Regions from separate parts of the Homo sapiens genome. Here regions 1, 2, 3, 4, 5 and 7 are each linked to region 6. Evidence: chromatin contacts called from ENCODE Hi-C or POLR2A ChIA-PET data. All regions are on one chromosome and are shown on one strand. The core of a region is the stretch at or near the end of the contact, and the rest is flanking DNA. Distances in the headings are between cores, read along the strand shown. Region 1 holds the start of SNN (stannin). Region 2 overlaps PARN (poly(A)-specific ribonuclease). Region 3 holds the start of TXNDC11-AS1 (TXNDC11 antisense RNA 1). Region 4 holds the start of SOCS1 (suppressor of cytokine signaling 1). Region 5 holds the start of PARN (poly(A)-specific ribonuclease). Region 6 holds the start of CPPED1 (calcineurin like phosphoesterase domain containing 1). Region 7 holds the start of ZC3H7A (zinc finger CCCH-type containing 7A).

Region 1 (3,870 bases), core at 13-2,512, 1.1 Mb after region 6:
CAGGCTGCCCCAGGGTTGGCCTGTTTGGCCAAACAACTTTGCTTGTAGATGCCGGAGAAAGTTGGTGGCAATTATATGTGCCAGACACTGAGATAAACAGCTCACGCAGATGTCTCCTTTCTGCCTCAAGACAACAGGGCAGTTGAGCTATTACTGTTCCCTCTTGGCAGATACAGAAATTGGTGGCTCAGAGAAGTTAAGTCCATTGCCCAAGGTCACACAGCTCAAAAGTAGACGCGCAGGGATTCAAACCCAGGCAACCTGCATCCAAAATCCCGCATTTCGACCCTGACTCTAAAATGCCACATTCTCCCTACCTCCTCTCCCGCGTGCCTGAGGGGCCGCGGACAGGTGAACCCCAGTGTGGCCCTCGCTGGGGCGGGCTGGGCGACCTGGGCTGGGTGCTGGGGACTTAGGGGTGACAGCGCCCCGGCGGCTCCCGAGTGCTGAGCGCGGGCGGCGTGGCAGGCGCGGTGCCAGGCGCGCTCCGCGCACCCTCCCGTTCCACCCTGCCCGGCGGCGCCGGCGTCTCCCCCACTCCACGGAGGAGCAAAGCGAGGCTCCAGGGAGGAGGGGGCTCGGCCCAGGGGGCGACAGCTGGAGAGGGGACGGCAGCTGGGGAGGTAGCTCGAATCGGCCCGACGGAGGCGGGGTGTGGGACGGGGACCAGGGGAGCTAGGCATGCCCACGCCGCGCAGCCGCTGCCCACGGAACCGGGCGCCGAACGCTGCGGCCCGGCCTCAGTTTCCCTACCCGCGAGACGGGCGCCGGACGTCACCTGGACCCCTATCCCCGGAGCCCTCCCCGGAGCTCCCAGAATTTTGAAGAACCCCGAAATGCCGGGGGAAGGCGGGAGCGTAGCTGAGGACGGGCGGGGGCTGCACGGGCGGGGGCGAGCGCCCCGCGATCCCCACAAAGCGGCCTCCGCCCCCCGCCGCCTCCTTTGTCCGGATCTCGCCGCAGCGCCGCTGACAAAGAACCCCAGCCCGCGGGCGCGGCCCCTGGAACGGACCCTCCCCCGAGCCGCGCCCGCCGGGCCGCCCCTCCCCCGCCCGCAGACCCCGGCCCGGCCCCGCCGCCGCGCGCGCCCCTCCTCGTCCTGGCCTCCCCCTTCCCGCCCCCGGGCCCCGGCGCCCCCGCCCGGCCCGAGCGCGCGGCCTGCCCCGCCCGGCTCACCATGGCGCGGCAGCGGCCCGGCCCGATCGCCCCGCAGCAGCCCCGCGGGCCCGGCTCCGCCCGCCCGGTCCGGCCGCCGCGCACTCGGGACGCAGGAGCCCCGCGCTGCGGCGGGCGGGGCCCGGCTCCTCCCCGGCTGGGGACGGGGCCTCCCAGAAAGGCCAATGGGAGCCCGCGCTGGGACGGCGGGGCGGGGCGGGCCGGGGCGGAGTCACGTGTGCTCGGGGCCGGCAGGCGGTGGGGCGGGGGCTGCGCGCGGCGGGCGGGCTCGGCCCTGGCGAGCGCGGATTGGGCGCCCGTGGGTACGGGGCCCCACTACAGGCGCCCTTCCTCTGCCAGCCTCATCCTGACCCCGGCAGGCTGCCTTGGTCCCGCCTGCTTACAGCGGAGGAAACTGAGGCACGCTGCACGGAAGAGTGCTGCATACTCCTCGAGAGCTGAGAGCGGCGGGGAATCCGGGGCAGGGGCAGGGGAGAGGCGCGACCGCTGAGGTGAATGACCTTGCTTCGGGAGGAAGCTGGGCATCAGTCGTTCGCGAATTCATTTATGTATCATTCATCCGCCCAGTCAGTCGATGGCGGAACACTGACCACGTGCCTGCCACGCCAGTCGTCGTGGGAGCAGCCACGAGCCAGACAAGGTCCCGGCCCTGACGAAGCTCTCATTCCTCTGCGGGATGAGGCTGTGAGGCATTTGCACCCCTCTGCCACCTATAATCATAGTTATTTTTAGCATAATTACCCGGTGGTTTGGCCCCCACCAAATGCCTGCCCTGTATAAACAGCCCAACACATTTTATTAAGATGACTCCGGAAGAAAGAATCTTCCCATTTTACAGATGAGGAACCTGAGGCTCCAAAGAGCTGAAGTCCCACAGCCTGCTCCTGATGGAGAGAGGGTTTTGAGGCCAGGCCTGTCTACCTGGGAAGACAGAGGCTCCAGTTATTGGAGTAATCTCCACTCATCCACCCCAAGAAGGCCATCGGCGAGAGGACACCCCAGCCCTGGGGCCCACAGAAGGGGTGAGGGTGGGTCCCTCAAGGCTTCTGTGGCCCAGGGGACTTGAGAAGACAGGAGGGGGCAGGGCGAGCTGGGACCTCCTCCTGGGAACGGGGGCCTTATTTGCTGGAAACTTCTTTCCCATTCTCAAGCAGAAGCCTCTGGAAGAGCATGGCGGGTTGGGCTCACGAGGCTGAGGTGGCCAGGCCCTCACTCCCTCCACTCAGCCTCGCTGGGCTTTCTTCCCTGCGCCCAGTGCACCAAGCCTTTCCCACCGCCAGGCCTTTGCCTATGTGGCTCCCTGCAGCTGGAACTCTTCTACTTCATCTTCCCGATCTCAGCTTAAGTGCCCCTTCCTCAGGAGGGCCCTCCCTGATCGCCCAGCCAAGAGTAGCTCCCTTGGGGTTTTTTGTTTTGTTTTTGAGACGGGGTCTTGGTCTGTCACTCAGGCTGGAGTACAGTGGTGCAATCACAGCTCACTACAGCCTCCATCCAACTCCTTCCTGGGCTCAAGCCATCGTCCCACTCAGCCTATATCTATGAATGTGGGCAGATTTGACGAAGCAATTTTTTTTCTTTTTTTTAGAGAGAAGGTCTTGCTCTGTCGCCCAGGCTGGAGTACAGTGGTGCAATCATAGGTCACTGTAACCTGGGCTCAAGCGATCCTCCTACCTCAGCCTCCCAGGTAGCTGAGACTACAGGTGCATGCCACCATGCCCGGCTAATTTTTTAATTTTTTGTAGAGATAGGGTCTCTTGTTGTTGCCTGAGCTGGTCTCAAACTCCTGGGTGATCCTCCTGCCCCGGCCTCCCAAAGTGCTGGGATTATAGGCTTGAGCCACCATGCCCAGCCTACCCATTGTGAAATTGTACATTTTTGACATTGTGTGATGAACTTTTGGTCTTCTCTCCCAGGACTAGGTGTATTGCACTCACTGCTGTGTCTACAGAACAGTGCCTGCCACACAGTGGGTGCTGAATACATGGATGTTGAATGAATGAATGATCGGACTGCAGAACTCCAGGGCGGGTTCAGCGGCAGCCTAGTCAGGAAGCCAGGCACAGGAGGTGAGCTGGGAGTTGCGCAGGAAGGGAGGACAGAAAGGCAGAGGAGAGCCCAGCTTCAGCCAGCTGCCCCACAGGCCAAAGCCGGGCATCTCAGAACAGCTCCGCCCCCACATCTGCCCAAATCCTGCCCCATCAGCCACACCTAGGAGCCCAGAATGGAAGGAAATAGGTTCTTCCCACAAAGCCAGTTCCAGCAGCCTTTGTGGTCCCCGCCTCAAGTTGGCAGAGACTTCATTAGTGGTGAGGACCTGGGAGGGGCAGGCTAAGAACCCCAGAGCCAGGACTGGCAACACGATGACAGGGGAGGCAGGGACACTTAGAGGGGAAAGATTCTTGGGGGAAAATGGTGAGGGAGATTCAGCATGGCATAGAAGCTGGGAGTCAGATTGCCAGATTCCAGGCTTTCCTGCTGGGTGGTTTTGGAAAAACAGCCGAACGTTTCTGTGCCTCAGTTTTTTCGTCTGAGAAATGGAGATGAGGCCGGGTGCGGTGGCTCACACCTGTAATCTCAGCACTTTGGGGAATGCCAAGGCAGGGGGATGGCTTGAGCTCAGGAGTTTGAGAACAGCCCTGGAAATGTAGTGAGACTCCTATCTCTAAAAAAGAAAAGTTAGCTGGCCGTGGCGTT
Region 2 (3,938 bases), core at 1,046-3,545, 1.7 Mb before region 6:
TGCTTGAGTCCAGGAGTTTGAGGCTCCAGTGAGCTATGGTCACACCTGTGAATAGCCACTGCACTCCAGCCTGGGTAACATAGTGAGACCCTGTCTTAAAAAAACAAAACAAAACAAAAAAAGTAAAAGATAAAGTTTACAGAAACCATTCTAGCCTGGGCACAGCAGCTCATGCCTGTAATCCCAGCACTTTGGGAGGCTGAGGCAGGAGAATTCCTTAAGCCCAGGAGTTCAAGACCAGCCCTGGCAATGTAGCAAGATCCCACCTCTACAAAAAAAATTTTTAAATTACCCGGACATGGTGGCAAGCTCCTGTAGTCCCAGTTCCTTGAGAGGCTGAGGTGGGAGGATTGCTTGAGCCTGGGAAGTTGAGGCTGCAGTGAACCGTGGTTGTGCTACTACACTCCAGCCTGAGTGACAGAGTGAGACTGTCTCAAAAAACAAAGAATGAAAAAAAGCATTCTGTGTTCTTCTCTCTGTATACCTGACTTTCAGAAGTTGTTTTTCAGTTTCCTAATTTGTGTTGAGTATTTTGACATTGTAGGAAACTCTCAGGTCATTGAGAATTTTAAAATACAATGTTATAAAATATTCAAAAATACTTTGGCATGTGATAATATCACACTTGCCATTGTATTAATATTGTTTTTATTTAAAACATTTTTTGGAGACAGGGTTCCCTTTGTTTCCCAGGCTGGACTTGAACTCCTGGGCTCAAGTGATCCTCCTGCCTCCTCCTCCTGAGTAGCTGGGATTACAGGCACGTGCCACTGCACCTGGCTTGTTTTAGTTTTTTACATTTCTCTCTTTTGGCTTGACTTTTTTATCTAACCAGTTGGTTTTTACAATGAATGTTTAAATAGACAAAAAAGCTCTACACTTTTAGAATGTAGAAAGCAAAATGAATATTTAGAACAATTTAGAGATTTAATGACTTGAGTCTGGAAAGCTGAACAATGTCAATATCACTTTTTTAAAAATCGTATTCTCCTGCTGGCAAAGAATTTCACAGATCCTTTTAATGTCCAGGAGTGGTGAAGAACTTGTTACTTCTTTGAATTTTGGGAGTTGCCACCTTCTATTAATAAAAGCAGTTCCTCAGCAAATGGGAAAAGTTCGCTCTCCCTGATTCCCCTGCAGGCTCACTGTCTCCTTCCACTTCCTCTCTCTGTCCCGCTCTCTCCCTCTCCCTACTTTCTCCTTCTCCCATCCCCCTGTATTACCTGTGTTAGACTCAAGAGTAATGTCACTCAGCATGCTTCCTCTCCTAGCAGCCTAACCTGCTCCAGTTCAGACCTGAATGCTGTCTTTAGGTCTGGTGTCAGCAGCAACAGCCCCCGTAACAGGGAAGCAGCTTACTTAAGGAAAAAGAAAATAAAGAGCTGGAATAGTCCTCCTAAGATCCCAAATCCACAAGGAAGTGATGTGGTCATTTAAAAGCAGAAACAACAATACAAGTGTAGAATCATTGTGTTAAATGCCCAGGCAGGATGGGACTTCAAAATCAAAACAATTCTTACTCAGATTTGCGCCACCATTTGGGGACATTTGGTGACCTTCAGGGTTTCAGCGTGTAGGGTCTAGACAGAACTCACCAATGAAATAAATTAGTCATTGAGCACATCATCTCATCAAGGCAAAGCGTAAAATTGATGTGGAAAATAAAAATAACATCCTCATTCTTTATCCATTTCCCTTTTGGAGAAGTGTAACTCTTTTTCGAAGTCAAATATTGCCAGTTACAACAAGTAAATTTCATCGTCCCAAGGCAACCCATAGTCTGGAGAGAGGATTTCATTCCCTTCCTTTAAAATAAACTGTTCTCTCTCCACAGAGGATGGGAAGCACAGGCACAGGGCTCCATGAAGGCACGGAGGAGCTGGCCTGGTGTTCAAGGAGGTGGTGTTGGCATTTTTTCAAACCTTCTTGGTGGTGACAGATCGTGTATGATGTGTCCTGGAGCTGCTCTGCATCTGTAGGTGGATTGCAGGGCTAGCAGGTGGGAAGAGGTGAGAGGCAGGCCTAGGAAGAGGACTCATGTTCATAGCGCAGCATCCTGGCACCATCAGGAAAGTGCTGAGTGCTTCCAATGCTAGGAGCATGGCAAGGGACGGTTAAAGGGAACCAGAGACAAAATTGTCCCATTTACTATTGATACGGAATTTCTGTGACTCTCTAATAGGTTGGGAGAGGCTGCTTTTGGTGACAGACACCCTCCCTCCCAGGGGCCATGACTCACCTCGCAGGTGAGCTAGCTCAGCTCTGCCTGGCTGCCCATCATTCTCTTTCTCTCTCCAGTTCCCCTCCTCTCCTCCGGGGTTTCACTGGGTTAATGAATAAGCTGAGTCATGAGGTATAAGTAAATTCTTTTTTTTTTTTTTTTTTTTTGAGATGGAGTCTCTCTCTATTGCCAGGCTGGAGTGCAGTGGCACCATCTTGGCTCACTGCAACCTCCGACTCCCTGGTTCAAGCCATTCTCCTGCCTCAGCCTTCTGAGTAGCTGGGATTACAGGCACATGCCACCACACCCAGCTCATTTCTGTATTTTTAGTAGAAACAGGGTTTCATCATGTTGGCCAGGATGGTCTCTTGCTCTCATGTCCTTGTGATCCACCTGCCTTGGCCTCCCAAAGTACTGGGGTTACAGGTGTGAGCCACCGCACCCGGCCAGTAAATTCTTTTATCAGATGAAAACCACTTCAAAACATCCACAGAGACACAGTTAATGAAAGTGTAAATAGTGCAGCCCTTAATGAAAGTGTAAATAGTGCAGCCCAGCAGCTCCTATATTAGCTTATACACAAACAGACTAAGCTTTTCAACCACTGAAACCTGTAAGCCTTAAAATATGTGCTGCTCTGTCAGGCTGTTTGCGTATGTGGCTATGGGAAGTAGAAGAAACATGGAGCACTGTGCTTTATCACCGTATCACTAATGTTGTGGCAGATTTAATACTTCATAAACAGCCCAACAAGTTGCCAAAGTTAGCTAGGTCCAAAAGTGTTGTCTTGATGCAGGTGGTGTGTGTGCCTATTAGGTATATATTTGTACCTGGCATCTGAAGTTCCTGAGAACTAGTCCAGGTGAAAGGACCCAACTTGAATCTGTAGATGCAGCCACTACCTCCAGCCAGTGCTTCAGTTACACGCAGGCTGTGAAGAGATTGTGTCCTAAACGTTCTTTTGTTGATTAACCTTTTAGAACACAAAGCACATTGTCACATAGAAATGCTGTTTTGAATGGTGGGTGTCAATGAGCTGTGTTGTGTTATAGAGTTCAGGTCAGGCAGGGCTTGTTTAGTGGGTCAGGAAATCAATGCTGGTAGATACCAGCATTTAAAAAAAAGAGGGGAGAAAGTCGAAGAAAAGGACGTATGAGAGTGGGTTTCATGTAGTAAAAGTAGGTATTGTTTAGTGATACTGTTGCAATTTAAAACCTATTGCAGGCTGTATGCTGGCATTAAATTGGGAATCCCTCAGGCAGGGGAAGGGGCGTCAACAACGGGTTAAATACTGGCTGTGCACGGCAGTCCAGCACGGTGACATCAGGCAAGTTATTTTAACATGTCTCAGGCACTGTTCTGTCGTATTCAAAATAAGACTGCTTTACAGGGGTAGGATTAAAGATGGAAGAAAATAGATTAATGTTTTAGGATATAGAATAATGTATTAGGATTAGAGATAGTAGAGAACCTGGTGCTTAGTAACCTCCCTATAAACCATGATTGGTATCTGTTTGTACTTCTTTGTAATATGTAATAAGCAGACCTTAAAGATATAGTATTAACTAAGCCGTGTACTATTTAGTCTTCCCTGGAGTGGAATTTATTCAGAGTTCTTGACGTTTAGGATCTGCCATTTCACATGATCTAGCAGATCTTTGATTTTACCTTAAATTATTCTTGTGTAGTTGAGACATCAATCTTAATTTTCTGCCAT
Region 3 (4,185 bases), core at 1,580-4,079, 1.1 Mb after region 6:
CTATACTAAATATCTTAGGCAACTGTAACACAGTGGTATTTGTGTATCTAAATTTACCCAAACATAGAAAAAGTATAGTGGGCCGGGACTGGTGGCTTACGCCTTTAATCCCAACACTTTGGGAGGCCAAGGCAGGCAGATCACTTGAGGTCAGGAGTTCGAGACCAGCCTGGCCACCATGGGAAAACCCCATCACTACAAAAAATACAAAAATTAGCCAGACATGGTGGCACACGCCTGTAATCCCAACTACTTGGGAGGCAGAGGCATGAGAATTGTTTGAACCCAGGAGGTGGAGGTTGTAGTGAGCCAAGATGGTGCCACTGCACTCCAGCCTGGGTGACAGGGCAAGACTCTGTCAAAGAAAAGAAACAGTACAATAAAAACAGTATCATAATTTTCTGGGACCACTGTCACAGCACATGACACATATATATTCCTCTGCCCCATTCCCTCCTCAAACCCCGAGCAACTTGATCTTGGTATAAAAAGTGGCCAAGAGGCTGGGCGTGGTGGCTCATGCCTGTAGTCCTAGCACTTTGGGAGGCCGAGGCGGGTGGATCACCTTAGGTCAGGAGTTTGAGACCAGCCTGGCCAACATGGTGAAACCCTATCTCTACTAAAAATATAAAAATTAGCCAGGCGTGGTGGTGGGCACCTGTAATCCCAGCTACTTGGGAGGCTGAGGCAGGAGAATTGCTTGAATCCAAGAGACGGAGGTTGCAGTGAGCCGACCTGGTGCCACTGCACTCCAGCCTGGGCGATAGAGTGAGACTCCATCTCAAAGAAAAAAAAAAAAAAAAGTGGCTATGGAAAACTCAGATACAAGTTGGTGTGGACGAGTTAGGGCTGACCTAACCTATGAAAAGTAGTACAGCCTGACCCGAAAGGCCTAGTGTATTTTGAAACAAATTTATAATTGTTTCAGAAGAACGTTCTGGGCCAGCTGCAGTGGCTCAGACTTGTGATCCCAGGACTCTCGGAGTCCAGAGCAGGAGGATCACTTGAGGCCAGGAGTTCAAGACCAGCCTGGGCAGCACAGTGAGATCCCATCTCTACAAAAAATAAAAAAGAGAACATTCTGCTGCCAGAGCAGGGCCCCAGTTGCTCAGAAAGTGAAGAGGAAAGGAGGCATTCTTTTGTTAATCCAGGGTGGTTTTCTGGTCAGTAAGACACTGCCTTGCATTTGCTCACAAAGGACTATGGGTTTTGTGAGATTAAACCACAGACAACGAAAGTACTTTGGACCTTATGAAGCCCTGTGCAAATGTCAGATGTCTTATGGAAGTGTAGGGTAAATTCTGTTGCAGCAAGCTACAGTGAATGAGGACACTGGTGACTTTTGACCATATTTATTTTCTTTAGCAATAAATTGTGTAACTCTAATCTACACAAAGGAATCAACAGAAGTATAAGTGGCAAATTAGAAGGTTAAAAAAACTCTGTAACTATATATTTTTTCTCAGCTTTTTAAAACAAGATTAACACTGTATGGTTGGGTTTGTAACATAGATAATAAGGGTAATAATAACACAAAACAGAGATGAGGGACAAGTTAAAAATAAAGGAATTAATGTTATACGAGAAAATAGCTACTTTCTACAAAATAAGGCAGTATAGAAGAAACAAAAAGATGTGACAGGTGGGCGCAGTGACTCATGCTTTTACATAATCCTAACGCTTTGGGAGGTCGAAGGGGGAAGATCGCTTGAGCCCAGGAGTTCAAGACCAGCCTAGGCAACATGGAGAGACCTTGTCTCCACAAAAAAAAAAAATTAGCTGGGCGTAGTCGCACACATCTGTGTTGCCTACTACTTGGGAGGCTGACGGGGGTGGATCGCTTGAGCTGGGGTTGTCAAGGCTTCAGTGTGCTATGATTGCGCCATTGCACTCCAGCCTGGGTGACACAAGACCCTGTATCAAAAAACAACCAAAAAAAAAAAAAAAGTGACATATAGAAAAGAAATAGCAAAATGGTCGGTGTACATGAACTCACAACATGTTGGGCCTGGGTGGTTGACACATTAAATGTCTGGCCAATTGAGCAAGACAGCCATTGATTGCCCCATTCTACATCCACAGAAGCAGAACCAGACAGGAAGTGATGAGATTTGCACGTGGGTCACATAGCTGACCTGTGGCAGAGGTGGCGTCTCAGCTACTGGCCGTTAGCTGTGCCTTCTGTTTGTGGCATAACACCATATTGCCTTAATGCCCTCGAAGTTTTATTTGTCTAGTTTGTTGTTATTGACATTGGAGGACAAGTCCTTTTTTTTTTTTTGAGACAAGAGTCTCTCTCTCTCTCTCCCCCAGACGGGAGTGCAGTGGCGCCATCTCCACTCACTGCAACCTCCGCCTCCAGGGTTCAAGCAATTCTCTGCCTCAGCCTCCCAAGCAGCTAGGATTACAGGCGCCCGCCACCACGCCCGGCTAATATATTTGTATTTTTAGTAGAGACGAGGTTTCACCATGTTGGCCAGGCTGGTCTTGAACGCCTGGTCTCATGTAATCTGCCCGCCTTGGCCTCCCAACGTGCTGGGATTACAGGCTTGAGCCACCGCGCCCGGCCGTGTTTTTTTTTTCTTCAGTTAAGTTGGGATAAAAAACGGCACCTACGTGCTTCGGGGCCTGTAGTGAGAATGGTGGACACGATTATTGTCGTTACGGCTCCTAAAACCCAGCGCGGCGAGAGCAGACTACAGCGGTGTCAAGGTTCCAAGTATTCCCCGCGGGCCTTATCCCAAGGGAGCAGCTTCTCCACGCCCCGCGACGGCGCCTGCGCAGACTCCGTGAGCGGGGTCGTGACCGGTGGGGCCAAGACTGGGCTGCGGGCGGGGAAGGCTTCCGTGCATTTACGTAGGGTGCAGGGCGTGGCCCGTTGGGGGCGGGGATTTGGGCGGTGTCGGTGCCCGCCCGGACTCCGTGAGCGGTGGGCGGAGCTGCGTGCTCTGGGGTGTGAGGTGGGGCGGACCCCGCGGCGGCGGCGCGGCTGACGTGGAGCGTCCGGGTTAGCGGGTGCGGCGAGCTGCGGGATTGGGGAGCAACGGGCCGGGCCGGGCCTTCGGGCCCGAGGCGGCGGCGGCGGTATAAAGCCGGCGACTGGGAGCATGTAATGTCGGAATGCGGAGGCCGCGGCGGCGGCAGCAGCAGCAGCGAGGACGCCGAGGACGAGGGAGGGGGCGGCGGCGGCCCCGCGGGCTCAGACTGCCTCAGCTCGAGCCCGACCCTGGCCACAGCGTCCTCGGCGGGCCGGCTCCGTCGCGGGCTGCGTGGCGCCTTCCTCATGGCGCGCCAGCGGCCGGAGCTGCTCTGCGGGGCCGTGGCGCTCGGCTGCGCGCTGCTCCTCGCCCTCAAGTTCACCTGCAGGTGAGGCGGCCCGGACCCTGGGGCCCCGCTAGGGCGCTCCCCTTGCTCTGCCGCCTGGAGCCTGCAGGGCCGGGTCGCAGCGGCCTCAGCCGGGGAAGTCGGGCCTGACCTTGCCCAGGACGGCTGACCCCTCCCGGAACCTGCGGCCACGGCTTCCCACCTTCTCCTCGCCCCGGCCCGCCCGCGGACATTATGGCGAGGCTTCCGGGTGGAGCCCTGCGCCCTATCGTCCCGCTTTAGTGCCGAGGGAGGCGGGTCGGGGGTGCTCCTCACCTGTTGGAGTCACTAGGGGTGGACCTGTCACTTCGGCCCGGGCTGTAGGACCCTCATTTCTCACCGATTTCATTCCCCTTAAGCTTCAGGTGTAGTGATCCACAACCTTGCGAGAGTTCCAGACCCCTTTTAGAATTCCCGCACTCATTGATCTAACGATTATTTTTATTTTGAGACGGAGTCACGCATTGTGTCCCAGGCAGGAGTGCAGTGGCGCGATCTCGGCTCACTGAAACCTCCGCCTCCCGGGTTCAAGGGGTTCTTCTGCCTCAGCTCCTGAGTAGCTCGGATTACAGGCGCGCGCCACCACGCCTGGCTAATTTTTGTATTTTTAGTAGAGACAGAGTTTCACCACGTTGGCCAGGCTGGTCTCGAACTCCTGACCTCACGTGATCCACCCGTCTCGGCCTCCCAAAGTGCTGGGATTACAGGCGAGAGCCCCGCACCCGGCCTGATCTAACGATTATTTATCTGCACCTACTATGTGCCGGACGCTCGTCCGGGTGAACTTTTTGCTCCCTTGAGTGGATGGGACAGTGAACAAGT
Region 4 (4,091 bases), core at 802-3,301, 1.5 Mb after region 6:
TATTTATTTTTTTTTGAGACAGGGTCTTAGTCTGTTGCCCCGGCTGGAGTGCAGTGACACAATCGTGGCTCACTGCAGCCTTGACCTCCTGGGCTCAGGCAATCCTCCTGCTTCAGCCTCCCAAGTAGCTGGGACTGCAGGTGCAATCCACTACGACTGGCTGATTTTTGTACTATTTTTTTTTTTTTTTTTTTTTTTTTGTAGAGAGGGGGTCTCACTTTGTTGCCCAGGCTGTTCTCAAACTCCTGGGCTCAAGCAATCCTCCTGTCTTGGCCTTCCAAGTGCTGGGATTATAGGCATGAGCTACTGCGCCCTGCTAGAGGTACTATTATTATCCCCATTTCACAGATAAAGAAACCATGGCAGAGAGGTTAATTACATGCTCAAGGTCACAAGAATAGAAAGGTGCAGATTTGGAACTGGGTCTCCTTGTATTCCATCACCCTCCACAGAGTGTGGCCTCCAGCAGATGTTCAGTGGACATCTCTCGAATGATCACACACCTGACCTCTGGTGCAGGCAAGGTTCTGCATCTTCTCTCACCCCCTCACGCACGCGCACGCACACACACGCACAACCTAGGAGGCTACACCAATGACCACCACCAGCCCTGGCCACATGCAGATTCAGGGCACTGATGGGGTGCTAAGCTGGGCTGATTCTGGGCCACTCCCTGTGTTCAGGAGGTTAATAAGGACCTAGGCTCTGCCTGGGGAAAGAGGTATCGTGGGGCCAGGGAGGCGGGAAGGGACTGGGCACCAGGGCTTCCAGGAGAGAAGCCGTCTGAGAGCTGTCTGTAGAGGGCAGTGTGTCCCAGTGTGAGGCCAGTAACCAAGTGCCCAGCCTAGCCAGGTTTTTATGTGGCCCCTTGTGATGCTGGGGCTCCTCACATGCCTTCATTCAAAAATACACGGAGCAGCCAGGCACCTACTCCATGGCCTCGCACGACAATCGGAATCACTAAATCACAAACACGTGTGCAAATTACAGCCCCGACCACCGACCGCCCACCATCCCAAGCCCCGGCCGTGTGTGTGGTGGGAAGGCAGTCTTTGAAGGGCAGATGCCTGACGGAGCAGTAGGAGGGGGAAATCTATGAGGAAGGGGTCGGGGGAGAGGAGGGCTAGGAAACCAGGTTTGGGGATTCATCACGTCTGAGAATGCACCATTTTTTCACTGGGCTCCAATTTGATGTCGTCCAGCTGCACCTCTCCCCAAAATGAAGACGGGGAAGGCGAGATCCAGGTCCAGAGCTCCCAATCTGCAAGCCATTGCAAATCCCAGCCCCTCCCCAGCCTCAGTTTCTTCCGCAGCCGGGTAGTGGGAGCGCAGGGAGGGCAGTCGAGGCCACCAGGGACCTTGCCCGGCCCCGCCCAGTTTCCGAGGAACTGGGCCGGGGTGGAGGCGCCCGCGCCGCCAGGGGTTCCTCTGAAGCCTGTGGTCAGGCCGCCGCTTCCCGGGAAGCCCGAGCCAAGACCAGAGACCGCGGCCGGCCGGGGCTTCGGGACAGCAGGGCGGGCGACTGAGGGCGTCGACGGCGGGTGGAGCAGGGGCTAGGAGGGGGTCTACGGGTGGGGTCAGGCTCAGGGTTGGGGACACCTTCTGTGGCCTCCTAGGGGGATCTGGCTGCAGGGGAGGAGAGGACAGGGCTCTGCCCCCGGCGGGTGTGGAGACAGCTGGGGCGGAGGAGGGTGTGTCAGGGCGCGTCCCAAGAGGGCCTGGCGGCAGAAAGTGGAACCCGAGGTAGCGGGGCAAAATCGGGGTCGCCAAGTCCGAAGGAGGGGTCCGAGAAGTGGCCGGAAGGCGCAGGGTCGGGGCCAGAGCCCCTCGAGAGGCGGGTGCTGGGGCAGGTGCGAACAGGCGGGCAGAGGGCCCCGCGGGAGGGTCCAGAAGAGAGGGAAACAGGGCCGAAGCGGTCCTCGCCGGACGCCACCGCGGAAAGAGAAACCAAAAGTGGAGCTGGGGGCGGGGCCGGCAGGGGGCGGGGCCTCCCGCCGTCGCCAGCCCCGCCTCCGAGCCGGTTTAAAAGACTGGCGCAGGGGCGGGCGCCGAACAGAGCGAGCTGCGGCCGTGGCAGCTGCACGGCTCCTGGCCCCGGAGCATGCGCGAGAGCCGCCCCGGAGCGCCCCGGAGCCCCCCGCCGTCCCGCCCGCGGCGTCCCGCGCCCCGCCGCCAGGTGAGCCGGGCCCTGGGCGAGGAGGCGGGAGGGAGGAGGGAGGGGAGTCCAGGGCAGCCAGGAGTCGGGCGAGCCTCGGGGGCTGCAGAATGGGGTCGCGGCCGCGATGCCCCTGACCCTCGCCGGCCCCACCCAGGCCGCCCCCCGCGCGCGGGGCTCCCGCAGCACAGCCTTTCTCCGGCCCTAGCCCAAATCGCCCAGACCAGGCGCGGATCCCAGCCTGGCCAGCAGGCGGCGGGCGCGGGGCGGCGAGCCGGGGCCGGACGGCTGGAGCCAGAACCGGCTGCTCTCCACGCCCCCCTCTCGGTGCTGCCCGGAGGCCGGACTCCGCCTCCACCGAGCCCCCACCCGCCGGGAAGAGCTCCGCGGAGTACAGAGCCCATTTTCTAGCTGTGTCCACTGAGGCTGAACGGATCCGCGCGGACTTGGTGCTCCGTGCTCGCCCCCTAGGGCCGGGTCCGCCGGGAGCGCCGCCCTCCGGAGTTGTCCGGCCGGCGCACACCTGCCCGGCCCCGCAGCGCCCCAGCTCACCTCTTTGTCTCTCCCGCAGCGCACCCCCGGACGCTATGGCCCACCCCTCCGGCTGGCCCCTTCTGTAGGATGGTAGCACACAACCAGGTGGCAGCCGACAATGCAGTCTCCACAGCAGCAGAGCCCCGACGGCGGCCAGAACCTTCCTCCTCTTCCTCCTCCTCGCCCGCGGCCCCCGCGCGCCCGCGGCCGTGCCCCGCGGTCCCGGCCCCGGCCCCCGGCGACACGCACTTCCGCACATTCCGTTCGCACGCCGATTACCGGCGCATCACGCGCGCCAGCGCGCTCCTGGACGCCTGCGGATTCTACTGGGGGCCCCTGAGCGTGCACGGGGCGCACGAGCGGCTGCGCGCCGAGCCCGTGGGCACCTTCCTGGTGCGCGACAGCCGCCAGCGGAACTGCTTTTTCGCCCTTAGCGTGAAGATGGCCTCGGGACCCACGAGCATCCGCGTGCACTTTCAGGCCGGCCGCTTTCACCTGGATGGCAGCCGCGAGAGCTTCGACTGCCTCTTCGAGCTGCTGGAGCACTACGTGGCGGCGCCGCGCCGCATGCTGGGGGCCCCGCTGCGCCAGCGCCGCGTGCGGCCGCTGCAGGAGCTGTGCCGCCAGCGCATCGTGGCCACCGTGGGCCGCGAGAACCTGGCTCGCATCCCCCTCAACCCCGTCCTCCGCGACTACCTGAGCTCCTTCCCCTTCCAGATTTGACCGGCAGCGCCCGCCGTGCACGCAGCATTAACTGGGATGCCGTGTTATTTTGTTATTACTTGCCTGGAACCATGTGGGTACCCTCCCCGGCCTGGGTTGGAGGGAGCGGATGGGTGTAGGGGCGAGGCGCCTCCCGCCCTCGGCTGGAGACGAGGCCGCAGACCCCTTCTCACCTCTTGAGGGGGTCCTCCCCCTCCTGGTGCTCCCTCTGGGTCCCCCTGGTTGTTGTAGCAGCTTAACTGTATCTGGAGCCAGGACCTGAACTCGCACCTCCTACCTCTTCATGTTTACATATACCCAGTATCTTTGCACAAACCAGGGGTTGGGGGAGGGTCTCTGGCTTTATTTTTCTGCTGTGCAGAATCCTATTTTATATTTTTTAAAGTCAGTTTAGGTAATAAACTTTATTATGAAAGTTTTTTTTTTAAAAAAAAATAAGTTTTCTAGCGAGTGTGCTTTGGCCAAAAGTTTAACTTGGTTCTGAACAGGTCCAGGGGAGAGGGTCCTAAGGCTGACCTGCTGGGCTGCAGGTGGTGTACGGGGCCTGCCCTGTGGCTGGGCATCCCTCACGGTTCCACCCACAACTCTCCAGGGAGAGAAACGGTTGGTCTAGTTTTGGCGTGTGTCCGGTAAGACAGCAGCTCGCGTTTGAGCACTTTGTGCGTGCCAGCCCTAATTC
Region 5 (4,001 bases), core at 83-2,582, 1.8 Mb before region 6:
TTTCACCGTGTTGCCCAGGCTGGTCTCGAGCTCCTGGCCTCAAGCAATCCGCCTGCCTCGGCCTCCCAAAGTGCCAGGATCACAGGCGTGAGCCATCGCATCCGGCACTAACCAACTTTTCATAGTTGGCTTTTGTGAAAGACCAACCTGAATGTATTCATTCAACCCATGCTTATTGAGTGTCTACTACGTGTCAGCCCAGTGCTAGGCATTGGAGAACAGCAACCCCAAACCAACATACAATTCCATTAGGGCCGGGCCTCATATGTTGCACTCGACATAGTATTCCCAGAGGCTAATGCAGTAGCTAAGGGTCTCAGCTTTGCTTTCCGTGATCACCTAAGTAACAACCCCTATTATTCTTTTAATTTAATTTAATTTTTTTTTTGAAAACAAGTCTCGTTCTGTCACCCAGGCTGGAGTGCAGTGGCGTGATCTCGGTTCACAGCAACCTCCGCCTCCCAGGTTCAAGAGATTCTCCTGCCTCAGCTTCCCGAATAGCTGGGATTACAGGCGCGCACCACTGCACCCGGCTAATTTTTTGTATTTTTAATAGAGACAGGGTTTCACCATGTTGGCCAGGCTGCTCTTGAACTTCTGACCTCAGGTAATCCGCCCGCTTCTGCCTCCCAAATCGCTAGGATTACAGGCATGAGTCACCAAGCCCAGCCAATTTTTATATTTTTAGTAGAGACAGGGTTTCACTATGTTGGCCAGGCTGGTCTCGAACTCCTGATCTCGTGATCCGCCCGCCTCGGCCTTCCAAAGTGCTGGGATTACAGGCATAAGCCACCGGGTCCGGCCTAATTTTATTTTTTTAAGAGACAGGTCTCACTATGCTGTCCAGGCTGGTCTCGAACTCTTCAGTTCAACGGATCCTCCCGCCTCGGGTTCCCAAAGTGTTAGGCTTACAGGCGTGAGCCACCGCACCCGGATCCCATTATTCTCTATTACATCGCCCCGCTCTTTTTCTTAATAGCGATTTTCATGTGTTACCAAATGGCAAGTTTCACTCCTGCCTGAATTTCCCCTTACCCCAAGTTTAAGCTACAATGGGGCAGGGAGCACGTCTTCCTGTTCATCACTGTATCTCCACCCCTGTAAGAGTGGCTAGCATATCACAGAAACCCAGTCAGTATTTCCTGGTCGACTGGATGTCGAGACATGCACATTTTTTCTACTGAAGTGAAAGCCCGCACAAATTAGGCCACGCCTTGGGGACTTCGATAGCCACGCCCCTCCCCTGTCCCTATAAGGAGGGAAAGGAGCCCAGCCTTGGCCCCGCCCCCGCCGCCGCGCAGGCGCTGACGCAAGCGCAGCAGGCGCGCGCTGTTTCCGGAAGTCGCGGCCGGCGTCACCGCTGCGGCTGCCTCAGCTACTGCCGCAGTCGCCGCGGAATTCGGCGAGTAGAACCGCTGAGGCGGGCGCGGGCCCGGGTGGGGCCAAGGTTCCGGCCACTCTGCAGAATGGAGATAATCAGGAGCAGTGCGTGTCCGCCGTACACCTCCCCGCCTCCCCACACCCGGCTGCCCCTGGCCTGCTAGGCCGAGACCATGGCCGGCGTGTTTGGCTGGGCCTGGGGCTGAGGCAGCCCCTCAGGGCTTTTCCCTCCTTAAGCCGGTGCGCCTCTTGGGGTCTTTTCCGGCTGCGGACCGTGCACCCTAGGAGCCTTGTACTTACTCCTCCAACCCCGGCACCATCCGGGGCCTTGTCCTTCTCCGGGCCGGGCACCCCCCGGGGCTTGTCCCCCCTGACCCATGCACCCCTCGAGGACTTGATTCCCCTCGCCCCGGTGCACACCTCCGGGACTTTTCCCCTTCCGGCTCTCAGCCTCGGGAGCTCCTCGGCCCTCCTTCCCTCTCCCCTTAGCAGGAATTCAGGCCACTGGTTCTGAGCCTCTTTTCGGTTTCTCCGCAGATTTTAAGAGTAATCTTCACAAAGTGTACCAGGCCATAGAGGAGGCCGACTTCTTCGCCATCGATGGGGAGTTTTCAGGTATCCCTCCCTTGCAAGCTCAGGCTAGCACTTTGCAGTGCATAGCCAAGGCTCCTTCAATCCCCCAGCCCCCAACTTCTTATGCTTGGTGGTGGCCTCTTGCTGTTAGTAGCCTTGGGCGGGTTTCACAGGTCTCAGTGTTACCCTTTAAACGTTTCAAAAGCACGAAAGAAATGAAGATACGCCGTAGGTTTGTGATTGGACTCAGGATCTCAGATAGAGATGATGGTTTTGATGCTGCTTAAAACAGTGCGGCGTGTACATTGCAGAGAGCTTGAGGATTAGGGTCAGACTGTTTTTTTTCTTGATTGTAAAATAGGTATAACATGAAATTTGCCATTTTAAGTGGCTTTACAGTTAAGTGGCATTAAGTACATTCACATTGCTGTGCAAACATCACCATCCATCTCTAGGACTTCTTCATCTTCACAGTCTGAAACTCTTTACACATTAAACTCCCCATTTCTCCTTTCGCCCAGCCTTTAGCAACCGCCATTTGTCTCTGAATTTGACTGCCCTTAACATCTCATATAAGTGGAATCTTACAATATTTGCCCTTTTGTGACCGGCTAGGGTCAGGTTTTTGCAGATAAATGAGATATTTCTTTATGCATTAGTGGACGTGTTCATTGCCTGCCTCAACAGGTGTGTATACAGGAAATACTTCACTGACACTTAAAGTTGCAAATTTTTTTTCCCCTTTTTTAGGGGGAGCAAAGACTAGTTTTTAAATTGCTGATGTCAATATGAACGGTTCACTCCCTTTGATATGGATATCCATTTTTGCTGTCTGATTTTCCATGTTTGAATCATGAAGGAATCCATGCAGGGGTAAATAGTATCCTTGGCTTTAGGTAGTGTCTAGTTGGAATCACTTCCCTAGGAAGCTAAGAGTTTTCACTTAGAGAAATAATTTTCTCTTAATCTTGAAGATACATTCTTTGCATAGATATTAACCACTCCAAACTCTTGACCAAGACTGGAACTCTGGCAATAATATACTTAGGGATTTATTGATGTCTGTTTATACAGGAATCTTTTAAAGCAGCAAAACTTATTCAAGCATAGAGATTGTTTTCTTACATGATTACTGTGTTTTAAGTCATGTTTTAGACGCTGGAACTGCCTATTCTCATGTTGAAACATTCGCATCTCTAAGTTCATTATTAGAGGGTTTAACCTGGTGGCCACTGAAATTAATGCTTATTTTAAAAAAGTAAGTTAGGGAGTGCTTCCAAGTAACCTTAATTCGTGATACGACATTATAGAGGCACTGAATGATTGACTGGCATTTTTACGTTAGTATTTATTAGTAAGCTAAAAATTTTTATTTCTTAAAATCTAGGAATCAGTGATGGACCTTCAGTCTCTGCATTAACAAATGGTTTTGACACTCCAGAAGAGAGGTATCAGAAGCTTAAAAAGGCAAGTGGATGTGCTAGGAAATCTTTTTCTTTCTCATGTTAGTCTTCCTTATGTTAAATGATAAATATTGTTACTAAACTTGTGCATTAAGGTTTTGTAAGTGCAGTATTTTCTCCTCAAACCTAGCCATGAAGTGATTTTTTTTTTTGTTTTGTCTTGTTTTAGAGACAAGGTCTCGCTCTGTCACCCAGGCTGGGGTGCAGTGGCGTGATCACTGCTCTGTGGAGCCTTGAACTCCTGGCTCAACTGATTCTCCTGCCACAGCCTCCCAAGTAGTTGGGACTACAGGCGCAAGCCACTGTGCCCAGCCAATTATTATTATTTTTTTTAATTTTTACATATTCTTTTGTAGAGATCGGTCTCACTTTGTTGACCAGGCTGGTCTCGAACTTCTGGCGTCAAATGATCCTCCTGCTTTAGCCTCCCAAAGTGCTGGGATTACAGGTGTGAGCCACCACACCTGGCCTTAAAGTGTTATTTTAATGATATTTAAAACAGCAAAAATAATTGTTTGCTGGAAAATATTTTGGGGAAAGTTTAGCATTTTCAGTGTTAATTTGATTCATAGGAAATATGAGGCA
Region 6 (4,052 bases), core at 522-3,021:
TTCTTGGGACTCCTCCTCTGGGCCAGGCCATGTTCAGGGAATAGGGTTATAGTGATTGATTAATAATAACAATGGCTAATATTCATTGAGTACCTACCATTTGTTATTAGAACTATTATTCTAAGCACTTTGATACATGAACTCATTTAAGCCTTTCTGCAACCCTATGACCTAGATGCTACTATTGTTTCCATTTCACAGATAGGGAAACTGAGGCATAGAGAAACTATGCAATTTTCAAGAGCATACAACCAGTAAGTGGGTAGAACCGGGATTAATCCAAGCCCACTGACTCCAGGACTCATAGGCATTTATACTCTTAACCACTATGATTCATGGGTGACTCTTGTCAAGGATTAGAGAACAGTAGTTATGGCCATATTAGCTACTCAAACAGTGCTTTGGATGTAGGCAGCTAGTTTAGAAAAGAATTTCCCAAATTTGTAAGATCATAAGAGCTCCCCTGCAGTGCTTGTTAAAAACAGATCATTTTCAGGCCAGGCACTGTGGCTCATGCCTGTAATCCTAGCACTCTAGGAGGCCCGGGTGGGTGGATTGCTTGAGCTCAGGAGTTCCAGATCAGCCTGGGCAACATAGTCAAACTCGTCTCTACTAAAAATACAAAGTATTAGCCAGGCATGGTGGCGCACGCCAATAGTGCCAGCCACTTAGGAGGCTGAGGTGGGAGAATCACCTGAGCCCAGGAGATCGAGACTGCAGAGATTGTGCCACTGCACTCCAGCCTAGGCAACCAGAGTGAGACCCTGTCTCAAAACAACAACAACAACAACAAAACACAGATCATTTTCATAGAGATTTGGATTCAATAGGTCCATTCTGGAATTTGTATTTTCAACACGTTTGACAAATGCTGGCTAAGTAGTTCACTACAATGGCTCTTGAGTTGAAGAGACACTAATTTGGTTACTCGCAGCTTTACTACCTCTCTAGATGTGTGTCACCTTGTGCAAGTTCGTTCATCTCTCTGAGCGTCAGTTTCCCCAAATGACGGATGCAGCTAATAACAGCACCACCTCCTAGGGCTGTAGTGGGGATTAAGTGAGCAGCGTGCAAAGTGCTTAGCGCCCTGCCTGGTGCATAGCAAGCAAAGATAATAACAGAAAGATGGTGGCAGCCACTGGGAAGTTCAGGCTGAGACAGTCTTCCAAGACGTCCACCTTTTCATCTTTTTTTTTTTTTTTTTTGTATTGGCAAGGTCTCTCGCCGTGTTGCCCAGGCTGGTCTCCAACACCTGGACTCAAGCGATCCTCCCTCCTTGGCCTCCCAAAGAGCTGGGGTTACAGGCGTAAGCCACCCCAGTGGCTCCTTCTGACTTTATGATAGAGTTGTCAGATAAAAAAAAATCAGGACGCTTCCATTCAAACCTGCAAAAAGAGAAAAATTTAAAAAAATTAGGACGCCCAGTTCAATTGGAATTTCAGATAATGAAAAAAAAATTTAACGTAAGTAGCTCCCAAATACTGCATAGGACATATTTATACCAAGTCAGTCATTCTTTAAAAAAAAAAATCTGAAATTCCAATTTAACCGGGAGTCCTGCATTTTTACTTGTTAAATCTAGTAACTCTGCCTTTAGGGAAGGACTGACCCCAAAGCCTTATCCCCGCCCACGCGTGCCCTAGACAGTCTCCACTCGCCAGGCGCGCAGGTCGATCCCAGAGGGGCCGCTGGCGCCTCCGCTCCGCCCAGGCAGCACTAGTGGCGCCCCGAGCCACCGGGCCCCTCCCCGTCCCGCCCCAGTCCCGCCCCGAGATCAAAGGGCGTCGCCCAAAGCGGGACAGGTCCAGCGGTTGTTCTGTGTGAAGTCGCGCGGCTTCCACCCACGCAGTGTTCTAAGTGAAGGCCAGAAACTCGCTCGCCATGTCGGCTGCAGAGGCGGGGGGTGTTTTCCACAGAGCCAGGGGCAGGACCCTGGCCGCGTTTCCCGCAGGTACTGCCCGCCCCTCACCCGGGGAGGGGACTCTGGGGCTGCGGAACCTTCCGCCGGGGGAACCTTTTGTTCAGGTGTGCGCTCCGCCAGTCGGACACCATCCGGGGCTGCACCGGGGCCTGGGAGCCGCCATAGCTGCATCAAAGCCTGCTCTTAGGGATTCCAGGGGCGCAGTTGAGAGGCGAGGCCGAGAGAGCGATCTGGTCTAGGAGCCTCCTTGGCCTTGACCTAACTTCCCCCAGAGAAGGGAAGTAAGAGGAGGGTAGCAAAGCATAGTTAATGACAGCTTGGACTCTGCAGCGAGACCTGGTTTCCAAGCTGTGCATTAGCATCTTGGCCTCAGCTTCCACATCTGTGAAACGGGAATACTTGTGGGTGTTACTGGATAAGCGTTCGGTGCATGTTAGAGGGTGTCGGTTTTATTAAGGTTGTTCACCGTTATGTATTCTGTACTCCATAATGACGTTTATTTAAGTCATTCACCGAAATGGTAACACTGCCCCATCAGAGCAGTAGAGAGGGAGGGCATTCGAGAGTCGTAGTGAAGTGCTTGGATTTTGGATTTAGATTATCTGCTTTGCCTTAAAAATGGGTTTGATAATACCTGCCTCATAGGGTTGTTGGAAGCGTAAACAGATCAAAAGTATTTTTGTAACCCGGTGTTGGACGCATGCTAGGTGCTAAGTAAAGAGGGAGGTTTGTTTCTGGTTTGTTGATTCCCCTCTGTGGCTTTTTGCTGCCTGCAGCCAGATCGCCTCCCAGGCTCTCACCAGCTTTATACCCCCAGGGAAGTCACCCTAAATGCCCTATATGATCAGGCTTGTGTCCACTTCCTTCAGGGTTGTCATTCTCTCTCTTGCCCAGTTCTGCAACAGGTTTTGTTGTTGCCCTTGTTTGAACTGCATTTAAAAGGGCCAAGGCCGTTCTTTCCCTGAGGGTCTTGGCGCTTGCTGTTTTCTGCTTCTTTAGCAGGGTTGGTGAGCCTGGCTCTCTCAACCGTCACACCTCATTTTAAAGTTCATTCACTTCCTCAGAGACTTTACCTGCTACCTTATCTAAAGTAGGTTTCTCCGGTAATTCTATGGTAAAACCTTATTTATTCATTTAAGGCGGAGTCTTGCTTTATTGCCCAGGCTGGAGTGCAGTGGCACGATCTTGGCTCACTGTAACCTCCGCCTCCCGGGTTCAAGCGATTCTCCTGCCTCAGCCTCTGGAGTAGCTGGAACTATAGGCACGCACCACCACGCCCGGCTAATTTTGTATTTTTAGTAGAGATGGGGTTTCTCCATGTTGGCCAGGCTGGTCTCGAACTCACAACATCAGGTGATCCGCCGTCCTCAGCCTCCTAAAGTGCTGGGATTACAGACCTGAGCCACCGCGCCCGGCCTGGGACGACTGTATTTTAATGGACCTTGTCTTTTTTGTCCAACATGAAGATTTTGCTCTTTTCTTGCTGGGCAACATTCCATTGGATGATTATATACCTTATACATTCTGTTGATGTATATGCTGAATATCTTCCCTTTGCCTCTCCAAACCTTTCTCCCTTCCCCACCATGCCCCAGGGGTTTGCCCTCCGTGAGCTACATCGGTGGGCTCCTTGCCTTTTGGTTTTCCTTTGGGCTCAGCCAGTGGGGAGCCCTGAGAAGAAATCAGAGCAGGGAGAGAAGCAAAAGGCAGCTGTATTTATTCTTGCAGTTTACTCTGTGGGGTTGCCTCGCCTGGCTGTCTTCCTCCCCACCCCTGAAGGTCAAGGTCGCTCCTTTTCTCAGGACAGCTTTTCTCCTCATTCTCTCTAGTTCTGGATTTGAGTAACCATTTCCTCCTTTGAGGCGTGGGAGTGGCAGTGGTTCTGCTTTTCTAACCTTGGGTTACCACACTCCCTTGTAGGTTTCGTCCACCCAACCCCCACCAAGTAATCCCTTTTTAAACCCTTTTTAAAATCATCCTAATTTGAGAATGCCAACTATTTCCTGCAAGGATCCTGACTAATACAATGGCCATTTAGTTGTTTCTGGTTTTTGCCCTTGGTAACAGTGCTGTTATGAACATTCTGTACAAATCTCTTTGTGGACACATGGGAGAGTTACTCTGAGGCATA
Region 7 (4,240 bases), core at 419-2,918, 1.0 Mb after region 6:
CAGCCTCCCGAGTAGCTGGGATTACATGTGCACGTCGCCATGCCCGGCTAATTTTTTGTATTTTAGTAAAGACGGGGTCTCATTGTGTTGCCCAGGCTGGTCTCCAACTCCTGAGCTCAGGCAATCCATCTGCCTCGGCTTCCCAAAGTGCTAGAATTACAGGCGTGAGCCACTGCGCCTGGCCTAATACGACTATTTGAATACGGCCTTTTAGGTAGTCACTGGGGTTAAATGAAGTCATAGGGTGGGGCCCTAATCTAGTAAAATTGTTGTTCTTGTAAGAAAAAGGAAGACACACCAGGGATTCCTGCTCACAGAGAAAAGGTCATAGGAGGACACAGTGAGAAGGCAGCTGTTTGCAAGCCAGGGAGAGAGGCCTCACCAGAAACCAGCCCTGCCGGCACCCAGACCTTAGATTTGCAGCCTCTAAAACTGTGAGAAAATAAATTCCTGTTGTCTAAGCTGCCTGGTCTGGGGTATTTTGTCATGGCAGCCTGAGCTAATACTCTGGTTTGTAAATCTACGTCACCCAGACCCCTGGAAGAGCTACTGTAGCTAGAGTCCCCACTTCCCCTCTTGTCTCTCCTACAGCCCAATCTCTGCATAGTAGCAGGAGAGAACTTTCTAAAATATAAATGAGACCTCGGAACTCCCAATTCAGACTCAATGAATGACCCCCTTCCACACAAAACTCCAAATTAAACATGGCGGCCCCCCTGTGTCACAGATCTTTCTCCCCTCTGGCACACATCAGCTATGCAGGCCTTTCCTGTTATCCAGACACCGAACTCCAGCTTCAGGGCTTTTGCACTCATTTCCCCTCTGCCTGCGGCACACTTCCCCGAACACGGTTGCATGGCTGTCACCTCCTCAGAGGCTTTCCCAAAAGCTCCTGTCACATCCTCCTGCTTGAATTTCTTTGGTCTTCACCGACCAAAATGGTCTTCTTTGGGCTCTTGTGGGTCCTGATCTCCGCCCTCCATCCCATGGGGCAGGGACCCTGCCTCGCCCACTGCTGAGCTGAGCATTTTACAAGAAGCCGTGCCCGCAGCGGGGCACCTGGCCGTAAAATGCAGATGGACGAGGCGGCATTTGGGCTGGGCCCTGAAGGACAGGGATCCAGGCCTTCCAAGAGCCGGCAGATGGAACTGGAGGGAGGCTGTCTTTGGATCCCCGGCTGCCGTGGGGCTCCGCGCCTCCGTTCCTCATATGTAGGAATGAAGACAATCACGGTTGTTCTGAGGATGCAGGGTTACTCTTCGCAGAGCAGGGCGCCCCGGTTGAGGGCTCGTCAAGCTAAGCAGGCTCCAGGGTGGGCTTCCCGATGCCGACTCTAGCTCCTCTCCCCGCTGGACGCTGTTCTACCTCCTAGCGCTTCTGCTCAGGCCGCGGCCCAGGCGAGGCCCCAGAAAACCCCGGTGCTGGTTAATCAGTCTTGAGTCCGAGCGCGTCCAGTGCGCAACGTGGCCTTCCCATTGGCTCACCCAGTGGGCCGCGCGTCGACGCCGGGGCTCCGGATTGAACGGCGCGCCCAGGTCCCTGCCCCCAGTCAGACGTGGCGCCACCGCCCCCAGCCCGTAGCTCCGGCGCAGCCAATGGCGGCGTCTCCCGGGCGGCAAGCGCGGCCTCCCGCCGCTAGAGGGCGCCGCCGCGGGCGCAACCGAGCCGCTGCCGCCGCCGCTAACCGAGGGAGAGCTGCGAGCGAGCACCCAGGCCCCGCCGCCGCCGCCGCCACCGCTGCCCGCCTGCCGCCGCCCGCCTCCGCCTGCCTTCTGCCGCCGGCCGGCGCGTCGTCCCCACAGGTAGGGGTAGGGGGACGCCGCCGGGCATGAAGGAAACGCGCGCGCCCGCGCCCCCGCCCCCCCCGCGCGCGCCGCCGCCTCGTGCTCGCGCGCGGCCGTTAACGGACGGCGGGCGGGGCGGGGGAGGGGCGGCGGGGTCCGGGGCCCGCGGACCCGAGAGGACCCTGAGAGGAGCCGGGCCGGGGCCTGTGCGCGCGGAGGGACGGGTGGGCGCGCCGTCCCCTTCCCCCACCGAGAATAACGTGACCCACTTCTGCCTGCCATTCCCTCGGCAAAATGTCTCCTTTTTGGTGATTTCACTAAAAAAAAATTTTTTTTTTGGTTATTTCTGTCTGCTCTGGTGATCGCGGGGATCCCGATTCAGCGTCTTGGGCTTGGGGGCGGGAAGGATGCCGGCGGAGAGCTTGGCGCATTAATTTGGGGCTCATCCGTCTTTTTTACCCCCCTTTCTGATTTTTTTATTTTTTCGCGCGGGGTGCAGCCCTGGGCCGGGCGGGGAGAGGCCTTGGGGTCCGCGGAGGCGGGGGCGCCGCCCGGGAGGACCGGGACCGGGACCTGTCAGTTCCCATTAGCGGGGCTTCCGGTCAGGCCTGGGCAGCAAAGGGGTGGGGCCGCCTGAGGCCCGGCCGGGGCCTCCGAGGTCGAGCCTGAGTCGGGACTGGGTGGATTTGCCAGGAGTTGGGTATTTTCCTGTCCCCACCTGTCTAGGGATGAAAAGGAGTTGCCCGTGTTCGGTATTGAACCACGAAGGACCTTGCCATGCCCAGTACGGTGGCCACTGACCCCCCGCCGTTTGGGACGATGGAGCCCACGAAATGGGGCCAGTTTCAGTTGCGGTCCCAGCTGTGAAACGTACATCTGATTTTAAAAACTTCGGATGAGAAAGAAAGTAAAAGATGTCATTGGTAATCTTTTATACTTAAATGCATGTTGAGATGGTCATGTTTGGGACAAATTGGATTAACGAAAATAGATCATTAAAATTAATCTTGGCAGGATGCAGTGGCTCATGCCTGTCATCCCAAAACTTTGGGAGGCTGAGGCAGGAGGATCGTTTGAGTGCAGGAGTTCAAGACCAGCCTCAGCAACATAGTGAGACCCCTGTCTCTACAAAAAATACAAAAAATTAACTGGGCGTGGTGGCGCACGCCGGTAGTCAGCTACTCGGGAAGCTGAGGTGGGAGAATCTGCTACTCGGAAGGCTGGGGTGGGAGAATCCCTTGAGCCCAGGAGATTGAGGCTTCGGTGAGCTGAGATTGTGCCTTTGTGCTCCAGCCTGGGACACTGTCTCAAAACAAACAAATAAAAAAACAAAAGTTAATCTCACTGCTTTTCTTTTTCTCTTTTTTTAGTGTGGCTATTTGGAAATTTAAAATGACATATACGGGCCGGGCGGGGTGGCTCAACGTCTGTAATCCCAGCACTTTGGGAGGCCGAGGTGTGTGGATCACCTGAGGTCAGGAATTCCGAGACCAGCCTGGCCAACATGGAGAAACCCCGTCTCTAGTAAAAATACAAAAATCAGCCAGGCGTGGTGGCAGGCGCCTGTAATCCCAGCTACTGGGGAGGCTGAGGCAGGAGAATCGTTTGAACCGGGAGGCAGAGGTTGCAGTGAGCCGAGATTGTGCCACTGCACTCCTCCCTGGGCAACAGAGCGAGACTCCCTCTCCACATACATGCGTACATACATACATACATACAATGACACGTATGGCTTATTTTGTGTAATATATTTTGTACAATATTTCGACTGGACAGCGCGCAGCTGGGGCATCTGAATGGGTGGTGGCCCTGAGAAGACATGTCTATCTGCTTATCTTTCCTGCTTCTCTGATGGCATGTGGCCTCCTTCCCTTAAGCTCTCAAAGAATCCACTGCCTCTTCCTTCTCATACTGAGCCAAACTGTTGAACTGAATTGCACAATGGGTCTTGTCCTAATTTGCAGAATAATTCAAGTTAATGGACAGTATTTTCCCTGTTGAAAAATTTTCCCTATCTGCTGTATGCTGGAGGCTACAAATAGTTGTATGAGGTTTGTCTCAGGATGAGATCATGAGTTGTTGAGGCTCAATATTATCAATATTTGTGCGTGTGTGTTTGTGTGTGTGTGTTTATTCTACAAAGAGCCCGTTGATTTTCTGCCATCCAAACGAAGTGGAGAATTCCTGCCTTTCTTCATGTTACTGTGACTTTTCGTTGGGGGTTTTACACAGACCTACACCCTCTTTCCTTCCCATTCCCCAGATTCTGTCAGTTTTTGCAAATAAGAATGGTGGCTTGTCAGCCACATTGTTCCACAATTCTTAGTTTTGACTGATTTTAAAACCTGCCAGTTGGGGTGGGTTAAATTGTCATTGTAAGTGGAAGAGAATCAATTATAGAAACTCTCAACTCCAGGGATGGTGAGAGTGACTGTTGGAAAGTTTTGAGCATTTCA

Evidence for each region. Hi-C counts contacts between places; a loop is a spot of excess contacts on that map. ChIA-PET counts read pairs that join two places held with the same protein, here RNA polymerase II (POLR2A). Pooled maps may share reads with other maps.
Region 1: a pooled map shows a loop between it and region 6 (18-fold over the local background). The contact joins the promoter of SNN here to the promoter of CPPED1 in region 6. A Hi-C loop is called at or near these places in 2 of 37 single-sample maps with no recorded cell type and 7 of 50 pooled maps.
Region 2: a loop to region 6 is called in a map with no recorded cell type, with 9 times the contacts of the local background. The contact joins the enhancer-like site here to the promoter of CPPED1 in region 6. A Hi-C loop is called at or near these places in 1 of 37 single-sample maps with no recorded cell type and 2 of 50 pooled maps. POLR2A ChIA-PET finds 5 or more read pairs at or near these places in 2 of 52 experiments (activated CD4-positive, alpha-beta T cell and activated naive CD4-positive, alpha-beta T cell).
Region 3: a map of CD8-positive, alpha-beta T cell shows a loop between it and region 6 (12-fold over the local background). The contact joins the promoter of TXNDC11-AS1 here to the promoter of CPPED1 in region 6. A Hi-C loop is called at or near these places in 2 of 168 maps with a recorded cell type or tissue (CD8-positive, alpha-beta T cell and naive thymus-derived CD4-positive, alpha-beta T cell) and 10 of 50 pooled maps. POLR2A ChIA-PET finds 5 or more read pairs at or near these places in 1 of 52 experiments (activated T-cell).
Region 4: a map of naive thymus-derived CD4-positive, alpha-beta T cell shows a loop between it and region 6 (17-fold over the local background). The contact joins the promoter of SOCS1 here to the promoter of CPPED1 in region 6. A Hi-C loop is called at or near these places in 1 of 168 maps with a recorded cell type or tissue (naive thymus-derived CD4-positive, alpha-beta T cell) and 6 of 50 pooled maps. POLR2A ChIA-PET finds 5 or more read pairs at or near these places in 1 of 52 experiments (HepG2).
Region 5: a map of chondrocyte shows a loop between it and region 6 (8-fold over the local background). The contact joins the promoter of PARN here to the promoter of CPPED1 in region 6. A Hi-C loop is called at or near these places in 1 of 168 maps with a recorded cell type or tissue (chondrocyte), 1 of 37 single-sample maps with no recorded cell type and 13 of 50 pooled maps.
Region 7: a pooled map shows a loop between it and region 6 (7-fold over the local background). The contact joins the promoter of ZC3H7A here to the promoter of CPPED1 in region 6. A Hi-C loop is called at or near these places in 7 of 50 pooled maps. POLR2A ChIA-PET finds 5 or more read pairs at or near these places in 2 of 52 experiments (OCI-LY7 and activated CD4-positive, alpha-beta T cell).

What each region holds. Positions count from the first base shown.
Region 1 is chr16:11,665,847-11,669,716 of GRCh38, reverse strand. It overlaps SNN (stannin), which reads right to left and starts at 1,262. Exons shown (of 2, transcript NM_003498.6): 1 at 1,177-1,262. RefSeq lists an enhancer at 1-62 and a silencer at 1,170-1,589.
Region 2 is chr16:14,496,573-14,500,510 of GRCh38, reverse strand. The region is part of intron 21 of PARN (poly(A)-specific ribonuclease); the gene reads left to right. Among named protein-coding and RNA genes, the nearest start is that of LINC03107, 70 kb to the right of the region's middle. RefSeq lists a cis regulatory region at 2,340-2,350 and enhancers at 2,273-2,417, 3,823-3,938. Within about 2 kb of position 2,295, at least 6 of the 41 ENCODE cell types and tissues checked have a DNase peak (open chromatin) inside an H3K27ac peak, as active enhancers do.
Region 3 is chr16:11,741,658-11,745,842 of GRCh38, reverse strand. It overlaps TXNDC11-AS1 (TXNDC11 antisense RNA 1), which reads right to left and starts at 2,829. Exons shown (of 1, transcript NR_186412.1): 1 at 1,337-2,829. It overlaps TXNDC11 (thioredoxin domain containing 11), which reads left to right and starts at 2,986. Exons shown (of 12, transcript NM_015914.7): 1 at 2,986-3,366. The coding sequence starts at 3,113. RefSeq lists silencers at 2,484-3,006, 2,869-3,538.
Region 4 is chr16:11,254,164-11,258,254 of GRCh38, reverse strand. SOCS1 (suppressor of cytokine signaling 1) reads left to right here and starts at 2,051. Exons shown (of 2, transcript NM_003745.2): 1 at 2,051-2,176; 2 at 2,727-3,838. The coding sequence starts at 2,777. The coding sequence ends at 3,412. The region is part of intron 1 of LOC105371082 (a long non-coding RNA gene); the gene reads right to left. RefSeq lists silencers at 1,406-1,605, 1,856-2,595, 2,696-2,745, 2,756-2,905, 3,316-3,405 and an enhancer at 4,016-4,091.
Region 5 is chr16:14,627,591-14,631,591 of GRCh38, reverse strand. PARN (poly(A)-specific ribonuclease) reads left to right here and starts at 1,332. Exons shown (of 24, transcript NM_002582.4): 1 at 1,332-1,485; 2 at 1,918-1,995; 3 at 3,341-3,420. The coding sequence starts at 1,467. RefSeq lists enhancers at 796-1,318, 1,319-1,840, 1,841-2,364.
Region 6 is chr16:12,801,606-12,805,657 of GRCh38, reverse strand. CPPED1 (calcineurin like phosphoesterase domain containing 1) reads left to right here and starts at 1,771. Exons shown (of 4, transcript NM_018340.3): 1 at 1,771-1,951. The coding sequence starts at 1,882. RefSeq lists a silencer at 1,690-1,739 and enhancers at 1,820-2,189, 3,512-3,591.
Region 7 is chr16:11,794,686-11,798,925 of GRCh38, reverse strand. ZC3H7A (zinc finger CCCH-type containing 7A) reads left to right here and starts at 1,668. Exons shown (of 23, transcript NM_014153.4): 1 at 1,668-1,802. RefSeq lists silencers at 1,385-1,794, 2,277-2,436 and an enhancer at 1,432-1,969.